2 separate regions of the Homo sapiens genome follow, and region 2 is linked to region 1. Evidence: read pairs that join two places in POLR2A ChIA-PET (ENCODE). Cell type or tissue: PC-9. All regions are shown on one strand. Each heading gives the region's core, and the rest is flanking DNA. Links, peaks and the distances in the headings are about the cores only. Region 1 has its middle 340 kb from the start of KCNH8. Region 2 has its middle 290 kb from the start of KCNH8.

Region 1 (16,214 bases), core at 7,540-12,539:
GTGGAACAACCTACCTGGTCAAAGTTTTTTAAGAAAAAAATTAAGGTCTCTAGAAATTTTATGCTAAGGGCATGCAGAAAATGGAGAAACATTTTATTCAAGAAAAAATTACCAAATCTTGGTAAAACTAGTAAGTCTGTGACACTGAACCATGACCAGATCTCCTCCCTGCCCCAGCCCCACCTGACTCCAGTTGAGTGTGGTGGAAGCTCTACTCCTGGTGGCTTTAAACAAAATCACAGGGCTCTGCCTCCTCTTAGCTCTCAGTCTAGGGCCATGACTTCTTCCCTGGAGCATCAGGACACCAGTATTTTTCCTCTCTCCAAGCTTTAGCTGGCAGAAGCTGTGTTCAAGGCAAGTGTGGCCTGGAGTTTTAGGGCTCCCTTTTTCTGCCCAGTCCCCACTTGTATGGTGGAGCTTTGTCCAATATGTGTGCAACTTAAGAGTACTGAGACCTCTTTACTCTTACCTCAGCTCACTAACAGAGATACCTCCTAGAACCAATGACCCCCTAATAGAGTAGGGATGTCACCCTTAAAGAAGCTGGGCACTTTCCATTTTTTAACTCCGGAGCAATAATCCTGACGTTCTGTCCACGGGGAGGGCAGGCTGTAAGAGCAGAGAGGTCCATAGCTCTCCATAAAGTGACCAGCTTTATTTGGATTAGAGCATAGGGAAATTCAAACCTTAGGTCATTGTTGAAAACAGTGGAGATTTTAGTGATGAGAAATTAAAAGAAGTCTAGTAGCTTCATGATATCAACAAGTGAAGTGGAGACTAGCCAGAAGCTTAATAAGAAAATAGTTAACTAAGAAGAACACTCTAGTGATCTGAGAAAGTCTAAAAGACAGGCCACGAATAATATCTGTGCAAACCCATGGTTAATTGGATTGGACAATGGAGCAACTTATGCCCCAGGCATTGTTGAAAACAATAGAGCAATAAGCTAGGAATTCATGGACACTAAGAGCTGTGTGTGATACCAATACAGGCAGACCAGCCAGAAGCTTAACAGGAAAATCAGGCAAAGAGACAATCAAAGAGCCAGGATAAAATCATGATCACCACTGAAGGTGTGCGGGTGTGGCGGACAGGATCATGACAATACACATGCCCAAGGCTGCACCCTCTGAGGAGAAACATGTAAATAAGACTGCACACTGTGGAAATAGACTTCACAGATTTAGTTCATCTAAGTTACTAAACAAATAAACAAAGGGTCAAGCAAACACAGTAACAACTCCTGGAGCAGGAAAGTCAATAACCAAAGTATCTACAATATATTATCTAAAATGTCTAGTTTCCAGTAAAAACTCATGAGACATACAAATAAATAGGAAAGCATGACCCATACACAGAAAAAAAGCAGCAAACAGAAGCTGCCTGTGAAAGGAACAAGATGTCAGATTTTAAAAAGACAAAAATGTAGCCATTATAACATGTTTAAAGAACTAAAGGAAACTATGCTTAAAGCATAAAAGAAAGGTATATCTCATCATATCTTGATGAGATCATAATGTCGTATCAAATAGAGCATAGCAACAAAAAGACAAAATTATTATATTTTTTAAATGAGTCAAATGGTAATTGTGTAGTTGAAGAGTAAAATAAGCAAAATTGTAAATCACTAGAGGGGATTGACAATAGATTGGAGCTGGCAGAAAAGAGAATTAGAAAGCCTAAAGATAGATCAGTAGAGATTATGCAATCTGAAGAACACAGAGGAAAAAAAGAATAAATAAAAATGAGCAGAGTCCCAGAGAAATATCAGACATTTTCAAGTGCACTAACATAAGCTTAATGGGAATACCACTACAAGAGGGGAGAGGGAAAGTACAAACAAAAGAATTTGAAGTAATAAAGGCTGAAATCTTCCTAAATTTGATGAAAAACATTAATCTGCACATACCCCAAAGTTCAAGAAACTCTAAGTAGGAAAAATGTAAAGAAATCCACACCTGTATACCCACAACTGTATCTATACATCATAGTTAAAATGTTGAAAGATTAAAAACAAGGAGAAAATTTTGAAAAGAGTAAGAGATAAAAGTGATCATCATGTAAAAGTGATACCTGAAGATTAATAGTTGACTTCTCATCAGGAACAATGGATGTCAAAAGGCAATTTAAAATGCTAAAAGTTCAAAGATATGAAATCAACCTAAATGACCACCAATGGCAGATTGGATAAAGAAAATGTGGCATGTCTACACCATGGAATACTGTGCAGCCATAAAAAAGAGTGAAATCATGTCTTTCATGGGAACATGGATGGAGCTGGAGGCCATTGTCCTTAGGAAACTAATGCAGGAACATAAAACCAGATACCACATGTTCTTACTTGTAAGTGGGAGCTAAATGATGAGAACTCATGGACACAAAGAGGGCAACAACAGACACTGAGTTTTACATAAGAGTGAAGGGTGGGAGGAGGGAGAGGATCAGAAAAATTAATTATTGGATACTAGCCGTAGTACATGGGTGATGAAATAATCTGTACAACAAACCCCCATGAGATGAGTTTACCTATATAACAAGTCTGCACATGCACCCCTGAACCTAAAATACAACTTTAACAAAAAAAGAAAAAACTTACTAAAAATTAAAAAAATTTCCAACCCCAAGAATCTTATTTCCAGCAAAATTATCTTTAAAAAATGAAAGTGAAACAAATACATTCCAAGATAAACAAAAACTGAGAGAATCTGTTGCTAGCAAATCTGTCTTAGAAGGAGTTTTAAAGAAATTTCTTCAGACATGAAAAAACAAAGCATGGTAGTAAAGATAATGATCTAGCATAAAGCAATATGTATATAATTGTATTGTTGGGCCCATAGCATGTATAATATACTTGATGACAGCAGCACAAAGGAGGTGGGCAGGAGCATAGTTATATTGGAGTAAGAAAATAATACCAGGTTATAACTAATATCCACAGGAATAAATGAAGGGATGAAAAAGATAAAGAAGAAGGCTAACATAACAGTCTCCTCTAATATATACTTGTTCTCATTTCTCTTTGGAATTTATTTAGAAAACACTATTATAACAATGTATTGTGCTTAAAACATATATGGACATAATATGTGTAACAATCATAGCACAGAAAAGAAAAGAGAATTTCACAGGAACAATGTCAGTGTAAATCTAAAATAGAGTCAGGTAATGGAGCAGAATTGAAAGTCCAGAAATAAACCCTAATATTTACCGTCAATTGATTTTTTACAAGGGTGCTAAGATAATTCAATGAGGAAATGATAATCTTTACAACAGATGGTGTTGGATAACTGGATAGTCACACTCAAAAGAATGAAGTTGGACCCTTTTCTCAAAAAATTAACTCAGAATGGGTTCTAAGAGCTAAAACCATACAACTCTTAGAATAAAATAGAGAAATAATTTTTTATGAACATGAGTTAGGCAAAATAAAACACCAAAACAATAGTGAAAAAAGAAAAAATATACAAATTGGAATTTGCCAAAATTAAAAACTTTTGTGCCCCAAAGGATACCATCAAGAAAGTGCAAAGATACCTTATGGAGTGTGAAGAAATGTTTGCAAATTTTGTATCTAATAAGAGAATTATATCTAGAATAAATTAAGAAATCTTACAACTCAACAATAAAAAAACAAATAACCCAATTTTTAAAATAGGCAACAGATACAAATAGATGTTCTCCAGAAAAAAAATCTGTGAATGATAATAGGCACATGAAAAGATGCTCAACATAATTATTCATTATGGAAATACAAATCAAAACCACAATAAAATAGAGGGCATACCTCACTCATTTTACTATGTTTTGCTTCATGCTGCTTCAAAGAGTTGTGGCAAGCCTTCATCCAGCAAGTTTATTGGCACTATTTTTCCAAAAGCACGAGCTCACTTCATGTCTCTGTATCACATTTTTGTATTTCTTGCAATATTTTGAACTTTTAAATTATTATTCTATCTGTTATCAGTCATGTTTGATGTTACCATTGTAATGGTTTGGGGGATACCAGGAACCACCCATACAGGACAGGAAACTTAATTGACAAATGTTGTTATGTGTTCCAACTGCTCCACTGACAAGCCATTCTCCATTTCTCTCTTTCTTTTCAGGCCTCCTATTCCCTGGGACACAATAATATTGAAACAAGGCCAATTAATAACCCTACAATGGCCTCTCAGTATTCAAGTAAAAGGGTTAGCTATAATGCTATTATACACTTCATGGACTACAGTATAGTGTAAACATATCTTTTACATGCACCAGGAAACCAAGAAAATTGTGTGACTTAGTTTATTGCAATATTCACTTTATCATGGTGGTCTGGGACTGAACCCATGCTATCTTGATGGTATGCCTCTACCACTTCACATCCACTAGAATGACTAAAGCTAAAAGGCAGACAATAATAAGTGTTGATGAGGAGAAATGGGAACACTCATATACTACAGTTCCACTCCTATTATATAACCCTATGTATATATCTACAAGAAATGAAAACGTATGTACACATAAAATCTTATACACAAATGTTGATGGAAGCACAGTTTATAGCAGCCAAAAAGTGGAAACCACCCAAATGTCCGTCAACTGATAAACGGACAACAAGAATGTGCTATAGCCACACAACAATATATTATTCAGCAGTAAAATGGAATGAAGTACTAATACAAGCTACAATATGATGAACCTCGAAAGCATTCTGTTAAGTGAAAAAATATGGTCACAGGGCTGGGCATGGTGGCTCACGCCTGTAATCCCAGCACTTTGGGAGGTTGAGGCAGGTGAATCATGAGGTCAAGAGATCGAGGACATCCTGACCAACATGGTGAAACCCTGTCTCAACTAAAAATACTAAAATTAGCTGAGCATGGTGGCACATGCCTGTAGTCCAAGCTACTCAGGAGACTGAGACAGGAGAATCTCTTCAACCCAGGAGGCAGAGGATGCAGTGAGCAGAGATCGTGCCACTGCACTCCAGCCTGGCAACAGAGTGAGACTCCATCCAAAAAAAAAAAAAAAGAAAGAAAAAAAAACCAAAAATATGGTCACAAAAGATCATATATTGTAGGATTGAATGTTTATAAATTATCAGAATAGACAATTCTATAGAGAAGGAAGGTAGTTTAGTGGTTGCTCAGTGTTAAGAGAAATGGGGAAATGGGGAGTGGCTGCTAATGGGTATAGGGTTACAGGAATATTTCAAAATCAGATTGTGAGATTGTGGTGATTGTGCATGCCAAATGGGTAAATTGTATTGTATTTGAACTATATCTCAATAAAACTGTTTAAAAACTCTATTACTGAAAGTCTACCAGTAATTATTCCCAAGTTACAATGAGGAGATTAGAGCTCAGAAACGGAAAGTGGTCACCCAATTCCACGTAAGCAAAAGCTACCAGAAATAAGTTTGAGACTTAACTCCATCCAAAAGCTAGTGCTTGTTCCACCTCGCCAAACTGTACACCAAATATATAATTCATCTTCTGATAATTTATATTGTTTTATATAGAGACCAAAACATCAAAAAAAAACTTTTTAGAAAAACAAGGATTGGGAGAGTGAAGAAGCTTCATACTCTTAACTGAAGCAAACCAGACAAATTTTCTCAGGTATTACATAAGAGAAGTGCTTATTAACTGTAATGTTGGATTAGGCATGTTTGTGAGGGTGGTGAGGTAAATTCAGATAAAACCTATCCCCTGACTTCAATGAGTATGGAGTAACGTCAAACACAAAGTGCAAGCATGTGCTGTGATGAACTCATACTCCGGGAAAATACAGACAGGAGGGATCTGCATCAGGTAAGTTCTTTTTGAGGTGACGTTTGGGCTGGGCTGACTCTTACAGGACACATAGGTTTTTAGGTAGATAAAAAAAGTATTTTCTAGTTAAGGAGTCTTAGCCAGTCAGTTCTCCTCTCCAGAGTTCTGACTCAATGGATAAGCAGGCCCAGGAGGAGAAGATGGACATTAAACTATCATCTTAATTACTAATAAAGCTATTTGGAGAATATGATTTATGTGTGTGCCCACTTGGGCTTGCTGAGTCATCACCTCTAAAATTTCATGAATTTACAAAAATGATGAGTTATCTATTGCTATGTAACAAATTCGAAAGCTTAGAGTGTTAATGTTTCATTACTTCTAATGACTCCATAGGTTGACTGGGCTGTTCTACTCCGTGTGGTGTTGATGGAGTCACTCATATTGGCTGCATCCAGGTGGCAGGCAGGCTGGGCTGTATGGCCGAAGAGGGCTGCCCTACATGTCTGGAGCCTTAGGGCTGGATTTGGCCATGATGATTTGGTTGTCCTCTACGTGGTCCCTTCATGTGGAACTTCCTCTCACACTCCTTGTCTCTTTGGCAAGACAGGCTGGATTTCCACACAACATGGCAACTAGATTCCACTAGGGGAAAAATGGAAGCTGTCAGGCCTTTTAAGGTCTAGACCTAGAACTCATAAAGCATCAGTACCATGGTACTTTTATTGGTGTAAATAAATCAGAAGTCCAGCCTGGATTTAAGAAGCGGGGAAATAGATTTTAGTTCTTGACAGAAAAATAGGTAAGCATGTGCAGGAAGAGGAGGAATTGTTGGCAGCCTATTTTGGGGGATGATCCCAAACAGACTTATACATGTAGTCATAGATATAGCTGAAAACATCAGGTCTTTATAACCCATGGATACTGATGGCATGGCAGAGAACAGACAGAACAAGTACCCTCTATAGACAAGAGGATTCCAAACAGAGAGGAAGGAAGGCACTGCTCCAAGACTTCTCCGTTCCTTCTCCCAAGTTCACCAATCAAATGAGTTCTCCTCCCCAGAGTAGGAAGGAGTAAGGGAGTGGAAAGGGGACTAGAGGGTTTCTCAAGCAGTGTGCTCTTCATATGGAAGCATGAGGACTGACGAATAAGTGGTCCACCACGATGCTGAGCAGAAGTCACACAGAACATTTGCAAAGCCAAATATTAGAAGGTGTACATGAACTCTACGACTTCCCATTAGTCAGCATGGCTTGGAAAAGTGCCAGGATGTTGCTGTCCAGAGCAAAAGGAAAAAAAATGAATAGGGTTTCTTTTTCTGTGATGATCTCACCAGTACCTCAGCCAATGTGCTCAACTCCATGTGGAGTTACTTGAGAGATATCTGTTCTTCTTCTTCTAAAATAGGATTTAAGTTTGAGTACATACTTATGAAACCTGAAGATGGTTATTTTAATGACAGATGAGAGTAGGGCCTATATTGTGGAGGGGTATATAAATTACAGAGACAGAAAACCCCCCAGAGCCGTGGCCAAGTCAGGTCATAACCTTCAGGCTCTTTCCATCCTGTGCAGAAGTTCTAAGGATGTGCACGATTCCATCATCTAATTAATGCAGCCAGTTCTGAAATGCTGTTGATGCTCACTCTTAATGAGTACATACAGTAAGGCAGGATGCTTCCATTTAGATATGCTAATGAATGTAATTGTAATTTTAATCCATCTTCTCTTCAAAGCAATTGAGGTTTCACAACCTAGAAAAAATAGTGGGAGATTTAGGAGTATCAAAAATGGGCTTTCTCCCTGAGGTAATTCACCTGAAACAAGAACCCTCAGGTAAAAAAAAAAAAAAAAATTAAAACTGTAAACCACCATTTGGTGCAGACTAGAGAAGGATTATTGTCCTCATTTTGGAATCCCACTGGGCCTAGAACACTCTGTGTTCAAGGACTCTCAAAGTTGTTTGTTCTTTTTGTTTGTTATTCCTTCGAGTTTATTTTTAATGGTTGTTGATTATAAGAACAATGAATTTGAAAGCATATTAGGACTGAATTAGGATACAAACACATACACAACTGTGTTGCATTACTAGCTGGGATTGGGGGTTACAACAACAGAGGTTAAGATAAAGGGCAGACACAGGTTCTGTGGAGTCCAAATAACCAGGGTACTCTCTTTTAGAAAAAGAGTTTAAATTAAGAATATAAAAATTAGATACTGGGCCTTAGAAGGGGTTGAGATAATTGAGGGTCTCAAGGCTTAAGTTTTATTGGTTTCACAATAAATTGACCTCTGTTGGAAATATAACCTTGTTAAATATAATATATCTTCTGATACTTTATATTGTTTTGTATAAAGGTGAGCAGTTTTTCCATCATTGACATATGTGTTTTGTAGCAGAGAAGAAGAATTATAGGGGATAAGAGGATATGTTACTGAGAGGTGTGTTAATTTGCTAGCGCTGTTATAAAAAAGTACCACAAACTAAGTGGTTTAAACAAAAGAAATATACTGTCTCATAGTTCTGGAGGCCTGGAGGCAAGATCAAGGGGTCAGCAGGGATGGTTCCTTCTGAGGACCGTGAGGGAGAATATGTTCCATTCCTTCTGCTTTAGCTTCTGGTAGTTTACTGGCAATCTCTGGCTTTGCTTGTAGACATATCACCCCAATCTCGGCCTTCAACTTCATCTACTGTTCCCTGTGTGCATTTCTGTCTCTATGCCTAAATTTCCCCTTTTTGTAAGGATACCGTTCATACTGGATTAGGACCCACCCTACTGACCTCATCTTAACTTGATCATCTACAGAGATCCTATTTCTAAGTAAAGTCAAATTCACAGGTACTAGGGGTTAGAACTTCACTATCATTTTGGAGGGCACAATTCAACTCATAACAACAGGTGACAAGATATTGATATATGAACTAACTTAAGAAATTAAATGTGGCTGGGTAAAACCCACCCACCATACTGCTTACATCCTATTCTAATAAGTGAAAATGTGTTTAGAAAATGTCAGAATTGTAGCAACATAAAACCAACTTGGGAAGCAAACCTAAGTAATTTCTTCCATTCTATATCTGGCAGACTCCTATGGCTCCTTCAAATTGTTCAGGCATCATCTACTCTGAGACACCATTTCTCATTCATGTAACCTCTGTTTGTTCCTCCAGATCCACCTTTTTCAACCCTGCCTGGCCTCAGCCTGAAAAGGCTTACTTCATGGGCTACATCACCTGGGCTCTTAAGTCCTTTAGCTTCAGGCTGGGTTCAGCATATGGGGACCCCTAAGAGAAGACTGAAATAGGTAGGTGGGTAAGGCCTAAGGATGTACACCCAGCATCCTTCCTGTGAACTCATCTCTGGCTGTGTCTCAAATGAAGCATACTGTTCCTCTCGAGTTCTCTGATTCTACATCTCTTTCCCTTCAGGCTCTGGACCCTTTCCTTTCTCTGGTCCCTTTCTTTCCTGTTTGGATCTTGGGTGTAATAGCTCAGGTTCTACTGAGCCATGGATGTGGGTTCTTTGCCCTGTGTTTCTTTACAACCATCCTTTTTTTTTCGTTTCAGAGCTACTCTTTTAAATGACTCATCTGTTTTGTACTGGGACCCTGACTCATACATCCTCCAGTCCCCAAATTTAATCACTTTCTTCTCTATCCTACCAGTGGAGGATTGTTGTTAATATCTAAGGAGGAAGTTGTTAATATCTAAACAAACATACTTTATTGCACTATGTACATGTAATGGTATTCACAGCCTGACTTTCCTACTAGGTTAAGAGGAGACAAATATCAAGTGAAACCACTGCAGGAGCACCACCGAGTAACAGTGATATCCAGCCCTTCCAAATAAGAATTTATATACCAGTTATCACTAAGTCTGAAATCTGATTACATTTGCCTCTTCTCTTCCTTCTTTCCCCTGTTTCTGGCAATTCACCTCTAAAAACAGCTGATCTAGCAGTTTTAAGTTCATTTCGGGATAATGGGTCTTCCCTACACAGCACATTGTTTATCAAAATAAAGTAATGGAGAAGACATAATCTTAGTGACAAAAGAGTCACAGTCTTAGGAATTATTAGCTTCAGTTCACATACTTATATCTGAAAGAAATTGTACTGCCTTTGCCATAAATCAACTCATTTCCTAGGCTTAGAGGAAAAATTAAACTTAGCCATTTTCTGAGTTCTACTTGTTGAGTTTTGCATAGTGGCAAGGTATTTGGAGGGGGTGTTATGGAACTAGTTATGGGTCACTTGTCTAGAGAGTTACTGCTCACACTTCTGCTGTCCTAGAAGTTCTCTATTCTTTCTTTGCTCTCTCTCTCTCTTTTGAGACATAGTCTAGCTCTGTCATCCCAGCCAGAGTGCAGTGGTGTGATCATAATTCTCTATTGCCTCGCATTCCTAGGCTCAAGTGATCCTCTCACCTCAGCCTTCCAAGTAGCTGGAACTATAAGCATGCACCAGCACGCTCAGCTAATTTTTAAATTTTTTGTAGAGACAGGGTCTCACTATGTTGCCCAGGCCGGTCTTGAACTCCTGAGCTGAAGCAATTCCCCACTTCAGCCTCCCAAAGTACTGGGATTACAGACATAAGCTACGCAGCCCAACCTCTCTGCTCTTTTTATTTCAGGTTTGGGGCCTGGAATACTTCTGCAAGGCTTCCCCTGCACTTATAGACATAACCATAGCCACAAACCATTTTCTTTCTGAGATTCTTCTTCACCATCAAAGCTACATGAAAGTTCTATCCCAGTCTTTCCTCTTTCTTCCCTTTTAAATCTCCAACCTTCAGTCAAAGGAATATCTCTTTCCTGTTTGTGTTTTTTACTAAGATACCTTGTCTATGTCTCAGTCATCTTTATCAACTGTTTAACATATCTGCTAAGGTGTCCTAAAGTCTTAGGATAATGGAACAGAAAAGCCACAGAGAATCAGGGCTTCAACTTTGAGCATAGTGACACAGAAGCAAGTAGAAAATAAAGGGTAAAAAACAACGCTTATGGTGATTAGCATTTCAAAATATTATCCTACCATCATACATTGATCTGGGGAGAAACTGTTCTTAAGGAGAGACACGAACACACGTAGCTGGAGAGGGCAGTGTGGTTGCGTCACCATTTATATCAAATTGCATGACTAAAAGGATAGGAATCCATGATGTGATTCATTAATTTACCCAGAGATTGCCCAAGTAACAAGCAATCAGCAACCCACCTGCCATGAGCATGGGTGGAAAAGGTGCTGCCATATACGACTGGAGAAATCCCCAGCATTGCCAATGAGTGACTCTGTTACTTATTTGAAACTTCAAGATGCGCTTGCTCCAAAAGGCTGCTTGCTACCATTTCCACTTTTGCCTGACTCCTGAATTGTCTAAAGTTGCAATTTGGTGGCTCCTCTTATCATTCCTCTTACCCACCAAACTTGCAGATTCACCAAATAGGGCCTACTTCGACTTCTCCTTTTATTCACTTGCCCAGGAATTTAGTGGCTCTAGATTAGTGATTCTCAAATTTGAGCATCTCTCAGAATTACCTGAAGGGTTATTCAAATGCAGACTGCTGGGTCCCATCCCCAGAATTTCTGATTTAGTAGACCTGGAAAATTTTCATTTCTAACAAATTCCCAGAAGTTTCTTTCCCCAGGTAATTCTGGTCTAGTAATGTGGCCACACAAATGCTTAAGTTTGGAAATGAGATCTTCAGTCCTGCTCTCCTAAAAGCAAAGTGTTTCAGTGACAAAGAGATCACTCTATTTTTTCTTTGGTAAATGACTATTTTTTCCAGCCTGTGTGCTTTGATACAGTCTAGTTACTCTGAAAATTTAAGAATTTTATTCTCTAGAGTCACTTTCAGGTCAGAGAATTATTTATTCAATAAATATTTAGTAAGCACTTACTTTCTGCAGTAGGTATTATGAGATGTATTTATATGACACATATCCTCCATGAAAGAGGCAATACTGTGTCGTCAAAAGCATGTAACTCTGGAAGTCCCAAAGTCGAAATGAAAGCCCACCTCTGCTCTAAGACATTGATTCTGGTTAGAGTTAGTCACAAAAGAAATTAATGCAAGATGTGGAAGCAGCAGCCATTACACTCAAATTTTGCTGTAGGGCAACTGTTGCAGCTTGTTCACGTGTCAATCATCTTGTGGCCCACTTCATAGGAATATGCAGCAGCCAGTTTGCAGCTCTTCCAATTCCCATGGAATCTCTTCCTTCAGCTTCTCCAAGACCTGGCCCAGGTGCTTGTACAGACACATGGTGAAAAGCTCCAGGTCTTTTTGTCAGCACACTACTCGCTTCATTCAGGTTGGAGGCAGTGAGACACAGACATGAATTCTAATTTGTCTTTACGGGATCCGTTTTGTTTGTGGCTTCCTATCTGTCCTAATTTTCTCCCACTTTATGTAATCTTTTCTGAGGCACCATTGTCCCTTATTACCTACAGTGATTTCCATCCCATACCCAAAGAAGCAATGACTTTCTGTAGAACTCTTTATAAGCTCTCCTCTGTACTTAAGGCATAATCTCTATCATAAATTCCTTATTTCACATCAGTCTTAGTGGTTCTGCTTCTCCATAAAAACATGACTGAGGCCTGGCATGTTGGCTCACTCCTGTAATCCCAGCACTTTGGGAGGCTGAGGTGGGCGGGTCACTTGAGGTCAGGAATTTGAGACCAGCCTGGCCAACATGGCAAAACCCCATCTCTACTAAAAATACAAAAATTAGCTGTGTGTGCTGGTGTGCTCCTGTAATCCCAGCTACTGGGAAGGCTGAGGTAGGAGAATCGCTTGAACCCGGGAGGTAGAGGTTGCAGTGAGCCAAGATCTTGCCACTGCACTCCAGCCTGGGTGACAGAACGAGACTCCAACTCAAAAAAAAAAAAACAAAAAAAAAACAGACTGACAGAGGCATTACTCACATGGACAATGATAAGAATGCTGTTCTTTAGAGTTTTGCAATGCACGACCTATGCAATCATATATGTTAGCCCTGCTCTAATACTTAAGATCTAAATGATCTCGGTCAATCTATGGAACTTTGCCTCATATGGAACTTCAATTTGCTAACATAGATAAAATGCCCTGACCACTCTAACTTAATGTAATCATCCCATCTCTGTTGTTGTTCTCTATACTCTTATTCTGTTTTGTTTTCTACATAGCACCACTCTCCAAATCATTTATTTATTCCTTTGTTTACATGTTTATAATCTGCATCCACTAGAATGTAAAATTCATGAGGGAAAGTGTTTTGTCTACCTTGTTTACAGCAGTATCAGAAAACACATGTTCTTACCTCTAGAACATGCCTTGGTACTCATCAACTATGATGGCTGGCTGAAATTGAAGCCATCTAGCTTGGCTGATTGAACTCATCCTAACATGAATTAATGACTAAATTAATAAATGAATAAAATTCCTCAAAGAATGGCTAGTTCATGGAGATAACTCAACATACAATAGTATTCTTTTTTAAAAAAATTGGAAACTGATAGTGGAAATGAGGTCACCATTAGCAACAATATCCAACAGATTGTGATATATGCCATAAAAAATGGTACTACAGAATTTGAGAATACAGGAAAGTCACATGCAGTTAAGTAATAAACCAAGGCTTTGTGGATAAGGAGACGTTTTGTAGGGGCAATAATTTTAACTGGAGAAAGCTAGATGGAAGAGTGGAAAAAAAGGGGAGCAAAGCAGGTGTTTAGCAAAGCATAGATTGTGTTGAAATAACAAATGGCCTTTTTTTTTTTTTGCCTGGAATATAAAGTTCTTAACAAGAAATTTATGGAAGTTAAATAAGTTAAGATAGAAAGGAAAATGAGGACCAAATTATGAAAGCCTTTTAATTACTCTCTAAATACTTAAAATTTCATTTTGTGGAACAGTATTTCACTAAATGTGTGCTCCACAGAGCACTAACACTAGCTATTCAAGACGCTTCAGAAAAAAAAAAAGCATTCATGGTCAAGTATCATATCCTTTATCTTCCTCTTGGAATACTGTAAGTACATTACCATATTTAAGACTCAGGGAGTCCTGAAGTAAAGGAACCTATTTAGTTTTGTTTAGCCCATGATTCCCATATTTGCTGATGGAAAGTTTTCCATGCAAAATGCACAGTGATATCAAGCAGAATTAGCATTTGTTGGATAAAGTTTGAGAACATTCCACCAACATCCTACGGTAGTTGTCAAGGAAATACAACAACAAATATGACACATTCCTGATCATCTGGGATGTAGCCCTTTTACTTTATGTAGTGAAAAAAGCACAAGGTTTATAGCATGATTTAGAGTTGGAAAACAATGTATTCCAAAATAAGTCCATAGAAATATTCATCTTGAAACGGCAGATAATAAATATGAGTGTTGGAACTTCTGTATTTGTCTGAAAAGAAGACAATGAAGCTTTGGATTATGGGTTAACAGTTGAATGCATAATGCATTCCTTCATCCCCTTTCCCCACTCATGATCTGGCCCAGGCCAGCTGAGAAACTCCATGAAACATGAAGGCAGGGTGATGCTATACTTTCTGAACTTTTTTTTTTTTTTAGAGAGGGTCCTGCTCTGTCACCCAGGCTGGATTATAGTGGCGTGATTTCATCTCACTGCGGCCTTGACTTCCCAGCTGAAGCCACCATCCCACCTCAGCCTCCTGAGTAGTTCTAAACAGTTCTTGAGACATGAGGGCATGTGTTAGAAGGTCAGAGTTGGGAGAGTGAATTTAAACCAGGTGATAACATAAGAGAGCTAAAAGAGAAGACTCAAGTGGAGGATGAGGTGTGATGCAAAACAAAAAAGTGGTGAAGGAAATAGGGAAAAGAGAAATGAGAAGTCACAGATTAGACAAGTGGGAGATAGTCTTGGGGAGCCCAGGAGATACACAGATGCTATTAGGATACAACTTAACGTAGTGCCCAAGGCCAGGTTAATGTAAAGGGACAAATGCAGGAGTCAGAGGTTAAAGGCATTAAGGAGGAGCATCCTTATAATCTGGAGGCTGACTAAGGTGGAAACAAACACAATCTTGTAGGAAAATGGGCTTTTGTCAAGAAGCTTGGTGGATAATTTGTATTCATTACTCTTTTCCTTAGAAAGAGATGGGAATTTTGCTGAGCAGACATGGAAATGGACTTAGACATGGAAAGTTGCCTGGGTTTTCTGTCCCAGTGTAGAAGCTAGCCTCCAGGAAGAGAAGCAGCCCACTTCTCTGTATTTATCTAAGTCCCCAGTGGCTGTATCTGTATGAGATCTGCTAGCAAAAGAACTTCAACTTTCAGTTAATGGCCACTTCCTTGTGTAGATCTCTGTAGCCATAGATTCAGGCTTAGTAGTAGTATGTAGTAAGAGTTCAATAAATATTTGATGCTCAAATAAAAGAAGGAAGAAAGAAAAGAAGGAAGAGAGAGAGAAAGGGTGATCCTGCCCAAGTTCAGAGAACATATAAAGATTCCTTAACAACATGAGGGTTTCTAATAAAACCTAAGTACATTATGTAAAAGCCTAATGACAAAGGGATGGTCTTACAAATTTTCTCTGAGTTTTTGAGGCACCAAATAAAAACCAGTTTATCTTTCAGATGCTTCCTAATTCTTCATCTTTATTACATACTGTAAACAAAAGGCAATTTGTGCATTTCCACGACTGAGTCAACTTTCAAAGTCTATTTGCTAGTGTATTTGCTGTGAGTGATAGGACCACTCTGAACATGTACAGACAGGCACATCTATGTAGAAATAGAAATAATCAGAAAATCAGATAAAGAAGAGAAAGACATGGCCATCGGATGAACCAGATAATATTGAGGAGAAGATGGGTATTTTGGGTCTAAAATTAGTTCAGGATATTTATACAGTTCACAATTTCTGTCTGCATAGACACAATGAAGTGGCCTTCCTGCGATCAGATTTTCAAAGAAAAAACAGCAATTCTTATTTGTCATTAACATTTGCCTAATGCATAGTGTCAGTTGACATTAAGGAAAGTTGTTCAGGTAGAGTTAGGGTAGACTGAATTCTTTGAGGAAGGAGAAAGAAAACTGGATTATTCCGGTACTAAGGTAATTTAAAAATCCATAATAAATAAAGTAATGAGATTTTCAGAGAATCACTTAAGCAGGAAAAAATGGCATACAGTTACTAAATCTATAGGAGTATAAGGATTCTTTAAAAGTTTTACCTCATAGCTTACTGAACAGAAATTTTATTTATTTTCTGATAAAAATAAAAGTTCTATTTTTCTGGTTTTGTATAGAATCAATATATTGTTTTGATATTTGTATAAATTTTCTGATGAAATTAGTGTGTTGAAAATCAGCATAGCCATCACACATTAAATGGATATTGATCTAACATTAGAAATAAAAAACAATACCCATTAAATTAATCAATAAGGACTTAATTCTTGATGAACTCAGCAGCCCAAGGTGGGGCA
Region 2 (16,214 bases), core at 4,835-9,834, 52 kb before region 1:
CCAGATTATTGAGATTCCAATAGATTAGGTTGTATTCATAATAAAAAGACGAAGCAATTGTCTATGGTTAATGTCTCTTTACTTTATCTTGTCTTTGAATAAGTGAGGGAGTTATAAATAAAATGTTGTTTAAGGAGGTATATACATAAATTGGCATAATTAGATGTCATAATTAGGTGCCCATTGCTGTTCCAGACACATTTACATAATTGTCAGTGCTGCAATGAAAATAATTGTTTGCCAGTATTGCTTCTGTTAAGGCTGATAGTACCTTAGTTAGTATAGTTTGTTCTAAGTGGTTGTTTAGAAAATATTCTAAACTCTGATTGTGGAATCATTGTACACAGGCTTAAATATTAGCTTATTAAATCTACTTTTCAAAAGTAAAGCAAGGGACAAATAGCTTACATTTGAAAACTTTATCCATAAGTAGAATTTTGAAAAAATAAAAGTTTATATACATACATATACATATATATAATTATATACATATAATAATACATAGCCAATTTTAGCCAGTTTTCTCTTGATTTCAGCTTCTAAAATCTAGAGCTTCTTGAGTAGTATTTGTATTCCTTATTAACAAATAACTGTCCAAGATCAATTGAAATACAGCAGTTGAAAAGAAATTAATAGGATTCCACCATAGAGAGGAAGGTAGGGCAGAGATTCTTTTGTAAAAGTTAGATTTCTTTATTAATCGCCTGTCTTAGGATGTAGACTTTCTAAATACTCTTCCTCCAGATGTCCCTCAAACTTTTCAAGTCTTTTTGCAGACGTCACCTTCTCAGAAGGTCCTAGTTTGGCCACTCATTTTTTTAAATTGTGCTCCCCTCCACACATACACATCATGCCCTGCTCTACTTTAGTCTTCTCTCCATAACCTTATCACCTTCCACCATTTGATTTGATTTACTGTTTAAACATGCTTATTGATTGCCTGTCTCTTCCCCACCAAAAAAAAAAAAAAAAAAAAAAACAAACAAAAAAAAAAACTAATGAGAAAACAACCACAAAAAGAAAATTATTTGTTTACACAATTTGAAAGTTCAGGAATAGTCACCTGCAGGCAAGGCTGTATCCAGCAGTTCAAATAATACAATAAGAATATGCTGTTTCTTTCTTTGTTTTTCTGCTTTACTTCTTCAATTCATCCTAAGGCAAATTTTTCTACTTAGTGGCAAAATGACCTATAGTAACTCTGGGTTACTTTCTACTAGCCTAGAAATACCAAAGCAAGGAGGATATCATCCAACCAATAGTCCCAACATCAGAGCCAAGACTGCCTTTCAATGTTTATTCTTGAACCAATCACTGTGGCCGGGGTGTAATGCACACTCATTAGCCAAGCAAAATTCCATATTCCTACCTGGGGTTAGGGGTGGAAGAAATTCTATCTAAACCCCATCATTTGAGGTTGGAAGTATTATGGTTTCCCACAGGAAAATCAGGGTGCTGCCATCAGAAGATAAGTGTGTGGATGTTCGGCAGATGAGAACAGCAGGTGCTATGGAGTGAATGTTTGTATCTATCCCCAAATTCACCTAATCCCCAATGTTATGGTATGAGGAAGTGGGGCCTTTGGGAGGTAATTGGGTCATGAGGGTGAAGTCCTCATGAACAGGATTAGAAGAGACACAGGGGATCTTGCTCTCTCTCTCTCCACTGTGTGAGGTTACAATGAGAAGATGACTATCTGCAGACCAGGAATCAGGCTCTCACAGGATCTGGTGACACCTTGATCTTGGACTTGTCAGCCTCTAGAATTGTGAGAAATAAATGTTTGTTGTTTAAGCCATTCAGCCTATAGTATATAACAGTCTCAACGGACTAAAACAGCAGGTGTACACTAAAGTTCACTAGAACAGGGATCTTACCCTTTCATCTATCTATTTCTAGTGCCTAGCATAATATCTGGTGAATAGCAGATCCTAAATAAATACTTGTTCAATTAATTCTTAGGCAAATCACTATATCTATTTAACTTCAATTTTCTCACCAAGGACAGAGTTGTAACTCTCAGGAAGTATAGCAGACTCTCAGAGTGGGGGAAACATTTGTAGTTCACAAAACCTTGAAAAGATTGTCATATACACCCCCCATCATCTCCCATTACCACCTGTTGAAAATCTTGTTTTAATCCAGCAAGACTTCCTTTTGGTGTAACATGTGACTATTACCTTAATTTTATCCAAATCATTAATCAATTGTTTTGCCTAATCTATAAAATAAAATTTTCTTTTCCCCTTTCTTCTTAACAAATTTAAAAATGTAATTTATTTTCCTACTTTCTTGTCATATATTAATTCTCTATATGATAATGTAAGAATGTATTTTACTCTATACAAAAAGTAAGAATGCATTTCTAGGTTTCATCTTCTGTTTCTTCAACCCTTTCTGTCAGTTCATATGATAGTTCCATTCTTTGATAATTATAACTTTATAAAAAATTTATTATCAGATAGTTCAAAGAACAAATGTCAAATTTTTGTATTTGCTAATTGTGCTTCTTTACTAAAAGCATCGGCCATTTGTGATTTAAGTATTTAAGAATATTCTTATTGTGAATTGTGATGCTCATTCATTTATTATAGGTTAATTTATGAATCCATGAATGCTTTGACATACGTTTCCTTTCTTATCATAACAAATTACTGTAGCAATAGTAATGGCAGTTAATTCTATCATATGAATGATTTTTGGCTACAAAAATTGTTCCTAATACTAAATAAAATGAGTGCAGCTCTTTTGTTCTAACTACCCTCTTCTACTACCACTAATAATTAATGCCTCTTTTGCTTGTAACATCATTTAACTTTTAGGTAGACAGTTATATCTCCCCTCAGCCTCCTTTGACTTGAATGAATATTCCCATTCTCTTAACTATTTCTCACAGGTCTTGTTTTCCAAACCTTTTAACATTTTTGTTGGTCTCTTCTGAACTACTGACAATTTTATTTTTAAAAATACGGTATCTGATATCATTACCTGAAACAGAATTATTTCCTCACAGAGCAGAATCAATTCTTTTGTTTAAGGATTTTGTTTGTTTGTTTTAGCTATTATATAAAGCCTCTTTCTAACCTACAGGTGGATTATACTATTGCTTAACTGGTATTCCCCTGGTTTTATAGCTATTTGGAAATTTACCAAATGTCATCATCAGACCCCTGCACAGATGTACAAAATATAATGAAGCAATTATTTAAAGGAACATAAAACTAATTGTTTTTTTAAAACTCTCCAAGTTGATTCAGCTGTTAACTCTGACCTGCTTTCAGCAGGAAGTTTACATGTAAAGAAGAGAGTATTATCTGCAGGTGTGAATGCCCCCCTTGACATGGTTAACTTAACAATTCTGTTGTGCTATTTGTCCTTGTTCATGTTTTGTTTTTGTTTTTGAATTCTTCCATTTTACATAACCAGGACTTTCAGAAAATGCAAACATCTATGCTTTTCACAATTATAATAGACATTGAAGTATTATAAAATTGCACAAGGGAAAAAATCCCAATTGACACTAAATCATGATTCAGAGGAATTGACCTGTCATTTTACTATTAATGTGCTGATCACATTTTTATTGTTATTCAGATATGACATGATGTTATATAGTTTCCTTGTATAAGGATGTCATGTACAGCATAGCACAGTCCAGGATGCATGTATAATACTATTATATTTTCTGATAGCCTGATGCAACGTATTGTCTGATTACACACACGTTCTGTAACATACTGTTACAGCATCCAACCATGCGTCTTTAATGAAACTTCAAACCTTTGTGCAATATCAATCTGCCAAAGAAAGTAGTCCCTTTGCAGGTGATATAAGCAAACTCAGCTGCTTCCCTTTTGAACTTCCAGTTTCCTCTCTCATAATCAATCTAGTTGCTACAATTATCTATGTGACAGATGTTAAATGGAGAGATGTTCAATTTTCCCAAGGTGTTATTATATACATATTTTATGTTCATTTGTTTTCACTCACCTAACTGCTTCATTGGAAGGAAATTTCCTCGATGACTGTCTTGGGTTGTGAGAGCTCCACATCTCAATCCTAAATAAGCCTTCCCTGACCTAAAAAAGTGTTTTACTACCCCATAAAAATGAATTCTTTTGCCTTGTGTCTACTCTTCTAGCTAATGATTAGATCCATATTTCCCAAAGAGTTATCTCAGTAAAATGAAATATTTTCTATGACAAAAGGGTCCTTTGATCAAATAGGGTTGGGAAGTTGTGTATTTTACTCACCTCTTGGAGAATCACAATTTGCATTAGAAAAATAAAGGTTTTGAAAAGTCCAAGAATGAAGAAACCTGTTTAAGGCAGTGATCCCTCAACATTTTTGGACTTGACATTTGATATGTTTTTATTCCCACATAGCTCCCATTAACAGTCTTTGGAAATCACTTGGAACATTGTGAAATATTGCTTTGCAACTGTATTTCATCCTGTGATACTTTCTCTGTTGATTTTCAGGTGAAGTCTAAGTCCAAGGAAGTACATCAATGGTGTTTCCTTAAGAAATTGAGCACATCTGTAATATGTATAGGCAGATGAGATAGAAGTGTATTTACCTAAGCTTGGGAGATGGGAAGAGTGAGTGCCCGTACTAATTTCCGGAAGAAGTAAATAATTCTTAAGCACCTATTTTATGCTAGACACACTTACATACTTTATGTACTTTTACTCATTCAACAAATATTTATGAAATGCTTATTATTCTATGAGGTAGGAATTGGTCTAGAACAAGGCTAACACCCCATTCTGATGATGCTTAGATTATCATGTTGAGTCTTCAGGAGGTAAGGACTCTTGTCTTTATTTTACAGATCTGGGAATTGAAGCTCAGACATGCTACAAAACTGGCCCAAGGTCACAGAGGTGGTATGGTATGTCAGCATGGAAAGATATGTGGAGAATCACGCAGGTCTCCTCATGAGGCTTACATCCTAGCCCATACCCCCTGTACACTGGGCCTTGCTGCAAGGTTTTAGAGTGGCTGACAGCAGAGACCCACAGGAGATGAAATCAGGGGATTCATACTCAGAGACGACTCATCAAAGCTACTGTCCTCAAGATGCTTGATTACCTGTTACACAAGTTCTTTAACAACTACCTATAATAACGCGAGGAGATAAACCTGGAGGCATAGTTATGTGCTTAAATAACACTCTTTTCCTTTCCAAGACATTTTGCATCAGCATTCTTAGTAAACACTTTCATCTTTGGTTCCCAACCTAACTTTACAGGGAAACTTAATCTATATATTTACAAATCACTCTCCAAGATGAGTCTCAAACCCATCTTTAAATTCACAAAACCCCTTATTCTGCCTCTCACAGCTGAGAATATGCTGTATCCAGAAATTCTCCCTGAGTCTTTGACCCATGGCTTTCATGGGGAAACAGAATGGGCTTTGAATTCTAGGTTTGAATACCTGCTCTCTTTCTTACTTAGAGATCACGAACAATTCAAACCAGTTTTATTCCCCCTCTCCTCTTCTCTCCCCTCCATTATACTTTCTCTTGCTTCCTTAGAGCCAAGATGCTTTTTCAAAGCTGGCTCTCAGGGAAGGATTTAAAATGCATTTAGAAAACATAGATTCCTTTTCATTCTGTCTCTAATAGAATGAAGTTTCCCTTGGGGATGTTGAGGCGATTGTCTTTTGGACTCCTGTAGAATGTTATCCCACATCATTGGCTTTAACTTCTGCCTGAATGCTGTTGGCTCACCAGTGTTCAGGTTGATGTTTTCTTCTAAACTCTAAACCCCCATTTTCAATAACCTACCTGGCATTGCCATTTAGATATATTGTAGTCACTTCAAATTTCCTCATCCAAACCTGTTCCCCCTTAGCATTCCCTACCTCAGATCCACTCTGTAACTTAGCTGTTATGTAGGCCTTACCTTTGCCAAGAGGGGAAAATTTATATTTATATCCCCATGGCTCTGCATGTTCTCACCATGAAGTTTCAATCATGGCACCTCTAAGTCATGACAATGCTGATTGTTTACACAATCTGTCTTCCCCACTAGACTGTGAGCATGGTGAGGGCAGCTAGCATGTCTTATCTGCTTTTACATTCTCAGGACTTTACAAGTGTTATATATGTTGAGTTTCAAGTGCTTGATAATGGCAGGCAGGAAGGAAGGCATGAAGGAAAGAGAGAAAGAAGGAAAGGAGAGAAAGAAAGAGAAAGAAAGAAAGAAATAGAAAGAAAGGAAAGAAAGAAAGAGAGAGAGGGATTAAACGTAAAGATGATAATTTCTATGACTGCCAACTATTTGCTAAGGATACTTATAGTTTAAGAGATATATAAAGTTCAAATTAAAATAGTAAAACACTAGCAGCATTTTCTGTATTTGTTAAGCAGTGTTTCTGAACTTTATACAAAAAAAACACACTAAAGAAGAATGTGAGGATATAGCTACTAAACTTGTTTGAATCCTATAAATATGAAGTTTAGGACTCATCTAATTTTTTTAAATATAATTTTTGGTATCTTGGATTGAGAGGCAAAAATACAAATTGTAGGTTATGTATTTATAATCTGTTGTTACATAGTCAAAGTGTTCTTTTAGTATGACATCATAGATAAGGAAAGTCTAAGATGGCGGTCAGAAAATTTCTCTGAAGTTGGAAGCAGTCTGGAATGCTTTGTCTGGAATTGCTTGACCCAACTCTTCCCATGATTTCTTCAGCTTACTGGCTTCTTTTGACTTTAAAAACAAAAAATAGGGACTATCGCTATTTATCAAGTTTGTACAAATTGATTCTCTCTGGGATGATAAAAAAGGATCTTAGAATTTGAGCATCATTTTATGTGTCATCTAAGGCAGAAGGTTATCTGCATATTAAATGCAGTAATGCCACAAAGAACCCCCTTTCTTCTTATAATAGAACAACAAGAAAACCGTAGCCAAATTTCCCAAGTTTTTCCACATATAAAAATAAAAGGATCATAAGCCTTCTGGTATTTAAGATGTTATCAATGTTATTATAATTCATTCAATACACAAACAGGGGAGATTCCACAACTTTCTCTATGATGTTGTTGACACTTGCCTTTCTGACAATGAAAAAAAACCTAACTATCCTATTTTGTATTTTTCTTTTTAAACATTAAGGGCTTTATTTTTAAATGGCAGACTACCTCACTGCACAAAATAGAGAACATCACACAAGTCACTTGAAAATGAGGGCAGGGATCTTCCAGTCTAAAAGGAAATATATATATATATATATCTCTCTCTGATAAGGGGGGGTCATAATGACCGGACATGGTGGCTCAGGCCTGTAATCTCAGCACTTTGGGAGGCTGAGGAGAGCAGATCTCTTGAAGCCAGGAGTTTGAGAGCAGCCTGGCCAACATGGGGAAGGGAAGGGAAGGGAAGGGGAGGGGAAAGGAGGGGAGGGGAGGGGAGGGGAAGGGAAGGGAGGGGAGGGGGAGAGGGAGGGAAGGGAATTACTTTAAAAAAATTTATTTAACAAACCCTTACATAAGGCTCGCCTTGTACTAGGTGCTATTCTAAATCCCCCAATACTGATTTATTTAATTTAATCCTACTAAGGACTCAACGAGATAGATTTTTTTTAAATCCCTATTCTACAGATGAAGGAATTTAAGCAAAAGGTTAAAATCAAGGTCACAGAACAATAATTAACTGAGCCCGGAAGAGTAAAAGTAAAAAAAAAAGTAAAAAAAAAGTAAAAAAAAAAAAGAGCATTAATCATGGCCCACTTTTTATATGTTTATCGTTAAGGGCAACACAGTTTCTTTAAAGTAAATAGCTTTGTCTGTTGCAAAATCATTTTTGAGAAGAGCTTTGCAAATGGACTTAAAACCTTGTCTGGATCCTGATTTAAACAAACTAAAAGAAAAAGAGACATTTAATGAAATAATCAGGAAAGGTTGAACATAAACTGGGTATCAGATAATAATAATGGATTATTGCAATATTATCCAGTGTGATAATGTTTTGAAACTTCTTATCTTTTGGAGAAATAGTAGTTGTTATGGATGAAGGAATGAAATGAAGGGATTTAAAGAGTGAATACATTGATTAAACAAGAATGGTAAAATGTTGATAATTGTTGGAGCTGGGTATCAGGTACCTAGATTATGTTATTCTCTCTAATTTTGTGTATGTTTAAAATTTTTTACAATTAAAAAGTTTTTAAAATACTGTTGATTCCTACGGACAGATTTTGAGATTATAAGAAAGGAAAACTTCTTACATTTAATGCAGTAATAATATTGATTGTAATTAATGTAAAACAATATATCCCACAAGGCTTTTAACACATATAGCCTTGAAACCATGTTTTGCTTCTTTTAAGCAGTGATTTAAACATGTCTATCATGTATTATAGCCTTTCTCACATGACCAAGTGATCACTTTTTCAAAAGATGTGGTAAAAGCCTTATAGTAACAGCAGCTCTGTCTTCTCCAAGATAGGGGTCCACTGGGGCTGAGTACTGACATTTTCCCTTAGAGAGAGTCTGTGCCCTCCAGCTGAGCACAGCCCCCCATCACTCGCTATTGTGTTACTCTCACTTGCTCTAGCTCCCTGGAAGAGTGTAGCTATTGCAAATTACAACTCTGAAGCCGTATTTCTTCTTAGATCATAATGTGCAATAAATTATTTCCCGTGTTCACACCTCTGTACATACTGAAGACTCCACCTGAAATTTGCCCCAAATCTTATCCAACCCCAATCCCACTACCTGCCTCTACATAATTTTTTCTGCCTGGCTAAATTAATCACATTCGTTAAAATTCATTGCCTTCTCTTAATCTTTCCAAATGGGCCATTCTAGGCTTCTTTATCTGTCTTAGCCATTTACCCTGTATAGTTGTTGGGGGAAGGCATTGGGTTTTATTAATTTTTGTATTCTCATCTACTAACATAGTTCCTGAGTTATAGAAGGGATAAATAAGTAGTTGGTGAATGAAGGAATAAATTAAGCTGTTTACTTAAGCTTTGCTAACATACCTGTTATACTGACCAAAGTTAATTTTTTTTCAACCAGATTTGCCAATATCCCCAACCACCAGTCATCTAATGTCCTGGCTGCTCATCTTCCTATGACTATGATTAGGTAATTTGAAGGTGGAAATTAGATATTTGCTTAATGTTACAACCATAGGACTCTCAGAGAAGCACCATGTATGCCACAGGTATGAACAAACTAGTTTATCACACAATTTTTAATTATTGTTAGACTTAAGAAAATCATAAAATTTAGAGCTGGAGGGGCTTTACTCTTTCTTCCTACTTTTTCATTTTATAGCAAGGATATGGAGATACAATGAGGTTAACTGACTTGTCCAAATTCATACCAATGCTTAACTTTTTTTGGTCTTTTTCCAAAAAATTCAATTCTGATTCTACATTTTATATTAGATAAGGTTAACACTTTGGCGTTCCTTTTAAAGACCCGAAGCTTATACAAATGATGCATTCTGGAAGGTGCATCATTTCCCAAAGTTCTATATCATTCTAGAAAGTTCTATTGGAAGTTTTCGGCTAGACCATTATCCTTATTGTTCCTTTTGAAACTATAACTATTCATGCTGGATGCTTATGAGTTTTTCCCTCTAATTATTTTCATGGAAAACACTATCTACACGCATTTTTTTTATAAACTGTCCATCATGTTTTGCATATAACTTTAATGGTATTATGAAAATAGTAAAGTATGAAATATTTAAGAAACTATTTTGGTCCAGTTACCAGAGATTGCTAATTCTGAAAAGATCAAGATATAATGGCTATCTCTGATATGGTGTCAAAGTGACATCACAAGTTTTACAAGAGAAAAGGTTGTTCACAATACCAAACAGTTCATCTTGGTCAGCCTGTCTCCGATGAGTAATAAATCCTCCCTGTTTGCTAACTCAGCCAACTGATGTGCTTGGTTGGCCCTAGAGAATTTATAGTCTCTTTCTAAACATTTATTACTGAGTGGATTAGTATATTTATAATTTCAGGATCCCTAACAAAGTCTCATCCAGCCATCTCAGAAATAAAGTGGCATCATTTATTTGAGTTATTTGAGTGGTAACTAGAGTTTCATGAGTATTCCCCCTCCAAATCCATCTCTGTCATGCCTGTCAGTAAGTTAAAATGTAGTTAAGCTAAACTAATTATTTTTTTAAAGACAAACACCTCATTCCACATCACCAACTCTGGATATAGTTTAAAAGTGAATCAATCTCCTTTATGAAAAAACTAAACTCCGGTAATTCATCTACCTAGAATAACCAAAAGAGAAATAGGTCATCATTGCAGCAAAAACAATAAGCTTAGCACTATTTGGAAGAATCAATAGTGTCATGATAAATGAAGTGCCCCTCTTGTATTGCTGCAACAAACCTCCTGTGACTGGGAAGTTGCAACTGACTCCCCACCAACCCCCACTCCCATACAGTCAGGCCCTAGGGTTCTCTCTGAGACTCTTCTGAAATAAGTGTCTAGGTCACATAAATCAAAAATTGCCTCACAGATACAACTACAGTCAGAAGTAAACCAGTACCTTCTGAAAGGGCACCCCAATAAGGCAAACTGATTTCTGGGCCTTTGTCATATTTTCGGCTGTGCTGGCTGTATCTTGCAGCCACCCTACTTAGCAAGTGTGACGGACACTCAACGCAGGGAGAACTTGATGTCATTCCTGCTGACAAGGACGTTAACAGACTATATTCTTCTTGTACCATTCTGAGGCACATTAAACAAAGAAGTAAGTGGTCAGAATGTTCAAAGTTAACTGCAAACAGGAAAAAGAAAGTTAATGTGACACACTGCAGTATTCTCTCTTAGCATGCAGTTGCAAGCTTTGAAAGTCCCGTTAAGTATCTCTTTTTTAAGATAAATACCTATTAAGTAATGTATATGCACAAGCTGAAGTGTTAAATGGTTTGTTGAAACCTATTAGAGTACACAAGATGATAAACATAAATTATAGCTAATATACTGCACCAGTGATTTTTAAACATAAAAATTACTGACACTGTAAAAACACACTTGAGTCATCGTAGCAGCATAATAGCACTAATCCATGTTTATCCAACCATGCACTTTTCAAAAACAACACAAACCTTTAATAAATGCTTTGGCTTCACCTTGACAACTTATATGGGTTATTGCCTCGTTCATGCCTGGATAACCATGTGTTATGACTTAAATGTTCTTTAATATCAATTTATGCCTTGAAGAAAAAAGATTGAATAACATAGTGTACATATGGTTCAATTTATTACAGCAAAACAATCATTTTAGTTTGAAGATATTTTCTCATGGTGCATGTCGTAGAAATCTTCTTCAATAGAGCTCTCAATAAACCAGATTTTTTATGTCACAATAAATGAAACTAAGGCAGCTAATTGTTGCTAAGATTCTAAATAGATGGGTCTATTTGGCTTCCTTGTCAATCAAGAAATACATTCCTTAACACTTGTATTTCTGGATTCTAATGTCTCTAATTGGATTTTACACTATCTGATTAACGAGGTAGTTTATAGGCTACTATAAAAAAAAAGATACTCAAAAAATAGAGGAGGAAATTGTAGATCGTCAGCATTATTGAAGTCAAGAACAGACCAAGAATCACAAAAACCAAATGGGAAGAAAGAAAGGAGGAAGTGAATTATAGAGAGTAAATGAACATTGTCTTTGGTAATCTTAGAAACGTTTCTGAAATAATGAACATGCTACTGTTGAAATCAGGATTTCCAGGGCACTGAGTACACCCCTCCCCCTCCACACACACCAAAATTCCAAGTCTTGTAAGTAGATAGTTACTTTTATTTGGCCCTTGCTGTGTGAAGAATTAGGGTTCGGTCGTACGCTCAGTACACTGATATGAAAGCTCAAAGTGGTAGGTGAGATTGCAGATGACATGGACTCTGCAGGTATCTATTTCCTTCAGAAGAGTTAGCCAGTCACACCAACACTTATTCATAAAAAGGGAAATATAACCAATATATTCACAAATGGCTCACAGTAAGATAGCAAACTCTACATCAATTTAAAAATATATTCCTTTATTCTTTTTTTTCATTTTCTCTCTGCCAATCAATACTGTTATTTGAGAACACTTTCTTGGGTGGAGGATGGGGGTAAAGCGGAGCAGATAGGCTAAGAAAAGATTATATTAGTGTCTGATAAACACTTGCAGGGACGTGTTGAGGAAAGAAGACTTCACGGAGAAGATAGCTTTGGTTGCTGAATCTTGAAAAACACAAATTAGTCTGAAAATGACCCATGGGATATGATAGAAAGCCAACAAAAAATAGACATGTCTTCCTGAAATGAATGTTAACGGTAAAACTGAGAACCAAAAAAATATATCCAACAAATGCTAGGCAATGGAATATTCCACGTACATAATAAACTTGCTCACTTCCAAATAGGGTTTCCTTGAGATGCTCCACTCAAGCAAATGCTAACTCTCCTGTTTCTCAATGAGTCTCTGTAGCTAACTAAATTCAATCTTTCCATACGGTCTTTTCCATAACCACTAGCTTTCTCTCACCAAGGTATGTGGAATAGGTGAAAAATATTCTTGAAACTAGATTCATCTTGCTAGGCACTCTAAACAAATCCAATTATGAACTGATTAATAAAAATCCAGTCAATCTTAACTTTCTTGTTTTCAGAACTTGACTGTCTTTCTATATAGTTCTTCAAGTTTTTGATTGCATTGGTTTTTCTTCCTAGAATTCCTTCCTCTCTCATCTCTAAATACTCAAATTCCACCTATCTTTTAAAGCCCTAATCTTATCTCACTGCCACAAGGAATCTTCCCTGATTGCGAACAGCTTTGAGTAGAGCCTGTTTCCTCACCACTCCCACAGTTTTCTCCTGAACTTTTTCTATAGAACTTTCTGATCTTTATCCTCTACTATCATTGTTTATATTTGTGTTCCTTATCTTCCCTGGTAAACTCTAAGCTCCTCAAGGGCAGGCAGAGCCATTACTTTTCTCACTCTGTGTCTTCCTTAGAATTTAGTGCTGTACCTTGAGTGGCATAAGCTGCAACCAGGCTTGTTTAATAAAACATGATTATCTTCCATAATTTTGAAGCTTTCTTCTATTAATGCTAGAGAACCTCACCATAATGAAGATTATACTTTTGCAAAAGTATTAATGAAGAACTCTCATGGCCTAATTACCTCCCAAGGCCCCACCTGCAAGAGATATTTCTTCTGTAGCCCTATTATTCTGTTAACAGCAACAAAGAAAAACATTGACTTACAACCATTACTTCTTTCACTTCAGTTCTACTCTTAATCCATCCAAAGGGACTGGATTTTACAACCCCATGGTTTACAAATACATATGGGTATTTAAAGCACCAAGAAATATGACTGTCTTGTGTATCCTTGTAAATATCGTGGTGACAAAGTACAGAGCATTGTCTCCTAATAGACTAAGTCTATGTGTGTGCCCACTGGAATGCATACTTGAACTGTCTAATTCTTTCCCATTATCCATTAGCCCAGGACACATATTCTGGGATGAGGCTCAAAGTCAATGACTGTTTATCATCATTAGTTCCTCCAAGCAATGATCTACATGTAAGTCCAGATATTGTTCACTACAGCTTCTCCAGCCCATCAGCAGCCAGATTTCCCCTAGAGCATCCTTAAGTTATTCCAGCTTGAGGAAACTCATCCCAGATTCCAAATGTGGAGGTCCTTGAGCAGCATGTGAGTAGATTAAATAGTCTACATTTATGAGGTCCCCTTGGGAGCATTACCTCTGTAAAAGAAACAATACATGCAAATATACAAAGTCATGTAAATATCACTTACTCCTTTTATAACAGCAATAAATGTGTTTTTTAAATCAACCACTGGGGATGGGGTGGAGGTGGGAAACCTAGCAATAACAGAGTCTTGGTAGTAATTTAGAAAATGGCTGCCAGAATCTCTGGCTCACTTGATGAAAAAATTATCCTTTCTCTGCAGCTACATGGATGGTTTTATGTGATAACTAAAAGAGAAGACCATCCAGCAGATTAGAACAGGGACCTGGAAGACAAATCTCACAGCTCTAACTTTGGCAATGCTGCCAATTTGCTGGGCTGATCTTTGAAAAGTATGTTTTCTGTTACAGGGCATCATTTTCCTTCCTAAAAGTACAAGAATGTCATAGTGGAAAATGTCTGGATAATGTTTTTATAATTTTCTTAATAATACATTTAAATTACAAAATAAATGGGCTTTCATGAAATTTTAAGATCATCTTAAATAAAAGATTTTATAATCTTTTAGAAATGTGTTTCCATGTTCCACAGAAATTGGATTTTTAACAACTGGGGAAGAATCCATCTACTCTGTTTAAAAGGCAGAAAGAAAAACAAGCAAACAAAACTCTTAACTTTCCCCATGATCCGTATATTTTAAAAATCTATGAATCTGTACTTTTAAGCTATGTTTAGAAATTATGTAAGCAATGGTGTTCATTTTACTTCACATAATTTTTCCTTTTCTGGTGTAAAAGTCTTCATATGCAGAAATGCAATCTGCATTTTGCATATATTTACTCATATATACTCCAGGGTGAAATTTATAAACTCATCAGGGAAAAAAAACAATCCAGGCTGATGTAAAAGTCTTAGGGATACTGCCTTCACAATTGTCACTTCCGCATTTCATCTTGTCCTTTCTACCTCTAATGACAGCCTCGTTATGAAAACCTAACACCAGGCTATGATATCATACATTTATAATCTAAGGTAAATTTAAGATAGCATTCGCTTTCCTCTAGGGACCTTGGATGTCAAACCTAAACTCAAATTTGAAACATTTGCACCCTGTTAAAGAAGTTTAGAGCACCACCAGTTGGTAGATAAGAAATTCCTAGGGGTAAGAGTTGAGAAGCAGGGGCAAGAAGACTTCTTCAGTATCCTAGAAATCATACTTCATAAAAAGTAACAATCTATCTGAGCTAAGAAGAAACCCTACGAAGTTCATTTTATACATATATGTTTTATATTTGTGTTGTTAGATTGAGTACATAATTTAAACTAATTATTAAATTTGATACAGGAAAAGCATTCCCACCACATTACAGATTTCCAGTCATAACTCTGAATTTCATTTTCCTCTTTTTCATTTTTTTTCTAGATAATGGGAAAGGACTACTAGTAATCAGATGGCAAGAGCAAGGGTTATTTCAAAGGCACATTCTCTAGAATTTCCCTTCTCTAAATCCTGTTATATTTTACCTCAATTTCCCCTGAGTGAACAGTCTGTGTAGAGACAGGGTTTATCTTCTTTACATTCAGATGGTTGCATTTCCTGCTTAAAATGTCAGCTGGATTGTCTCTGCACCCTGCCTCCCCCCATCTTTTGGTCTCCCAGAAGCTGTCTGCTGCCTCAGGCAAACTTAATGATGGCAGGGCCGCAGAGCCAAAAAAGGAAAAACACCTGTGGCCAGTCTAAAGTTTAGTCCTGAAATAGACAGGCAATGGCCATCACCTGCCTGCTGTGTGAGAGCCCAATCAAGTCTATTCATCACAACTGTGCAGATAAGGGCTTTTTTTTTCCCTTTTTTCCCCCTCTTTTTTTTTTTTCTCCTTCTTCTTTTTTTTTTTTTTTTTTTTTTTTGCTGTTGTTTTTGTTGAACTGAGTGTGATAGGAAGAGAACAGATTATAGCAAAGGGATGGTGCCCTCTGCCTGGCCCTGAGGAGCCACTGTTTAGACATGTTCTTTGAAAAATTCTATTATGACATTTGCATTAAGTTTCTTGAGGAAATTATGTAAATGAAAAGAATGAGGGCTAATGACAACTAAGTGAGGACCTATCGTGTGTCAGGAAGCATGTAAGCAGGGGTTTGGAAAGGTAATTTCTTGTTCATGCCTTGTTGCAGCAGGAAGAAAAATAAGGGAAAAATCAAGCAATTGTAGACAAAATATATAAGTCTATCCTTATCTTCCTGCAATTCTTTTTTTTTTTTTTTTTTTGACAGAGTCTCGCTCTTTCACCCAGGATGGAGTGCAGTGGCGCGATCTCGGCTCACTGCAACCTCCGCCTCCCAGGTTCAAGCGATTCTCCTGCCTCAGCCTCCAGAGTAGCTGGGACTATAGGCGCCTGCTACCATGCCTGGCTAAATTTTTGGATTTTTAGTAGAGACAGGGTTTCACCATATTAGCCAGGATGGTCTCGATCTCTTGACCTCGTGATCTACCCGCCT

What was found. ChIA-PET counts read pairs that join two places held together with the same protein. Peaks named below come from ENCODE experiments on the same cell type or tissue, not always from the same donor. Only the 100,000 strongest peaks of a DNase experiment are listed, where the experiment ranks them.
Region 2: POLR2A ChIA-PET joins it to region 1 with 7 read pairs; 2 of 35 experiments call an interaction of 5 or more read pairs at or near these places.

What each region holds. Positions count from the first base shown.
Region 1 is chr3:18,803,345-18,819,558 of GRCh38, reverse strand. No RefSeq gene overlaps it. Among named protein-coding and RNA genes, the nearest start is that of KCNH8, 340 kb to the left of the region's middle. In PC-9, for the core only: no CTCF peak of the experiment used is centred there; no DNase peak of the experiment used is centred there; H3K4me3 peaks cover 499 bases; H3K27ac peaks cover 1,222 bases.
Region 2 is chr3:18,852,645-18,868,858 of GRCh38, reverse strand. No RefSeq gene overlaps it. Among named protein-coding and RNA genes, the nearest start is that of KCNH8, 290 kb to the left of the region's middle. In PC-9, for the core only: no CTCF peak of the experiment used is centred there; no DNase peak of the experiment used is centred there.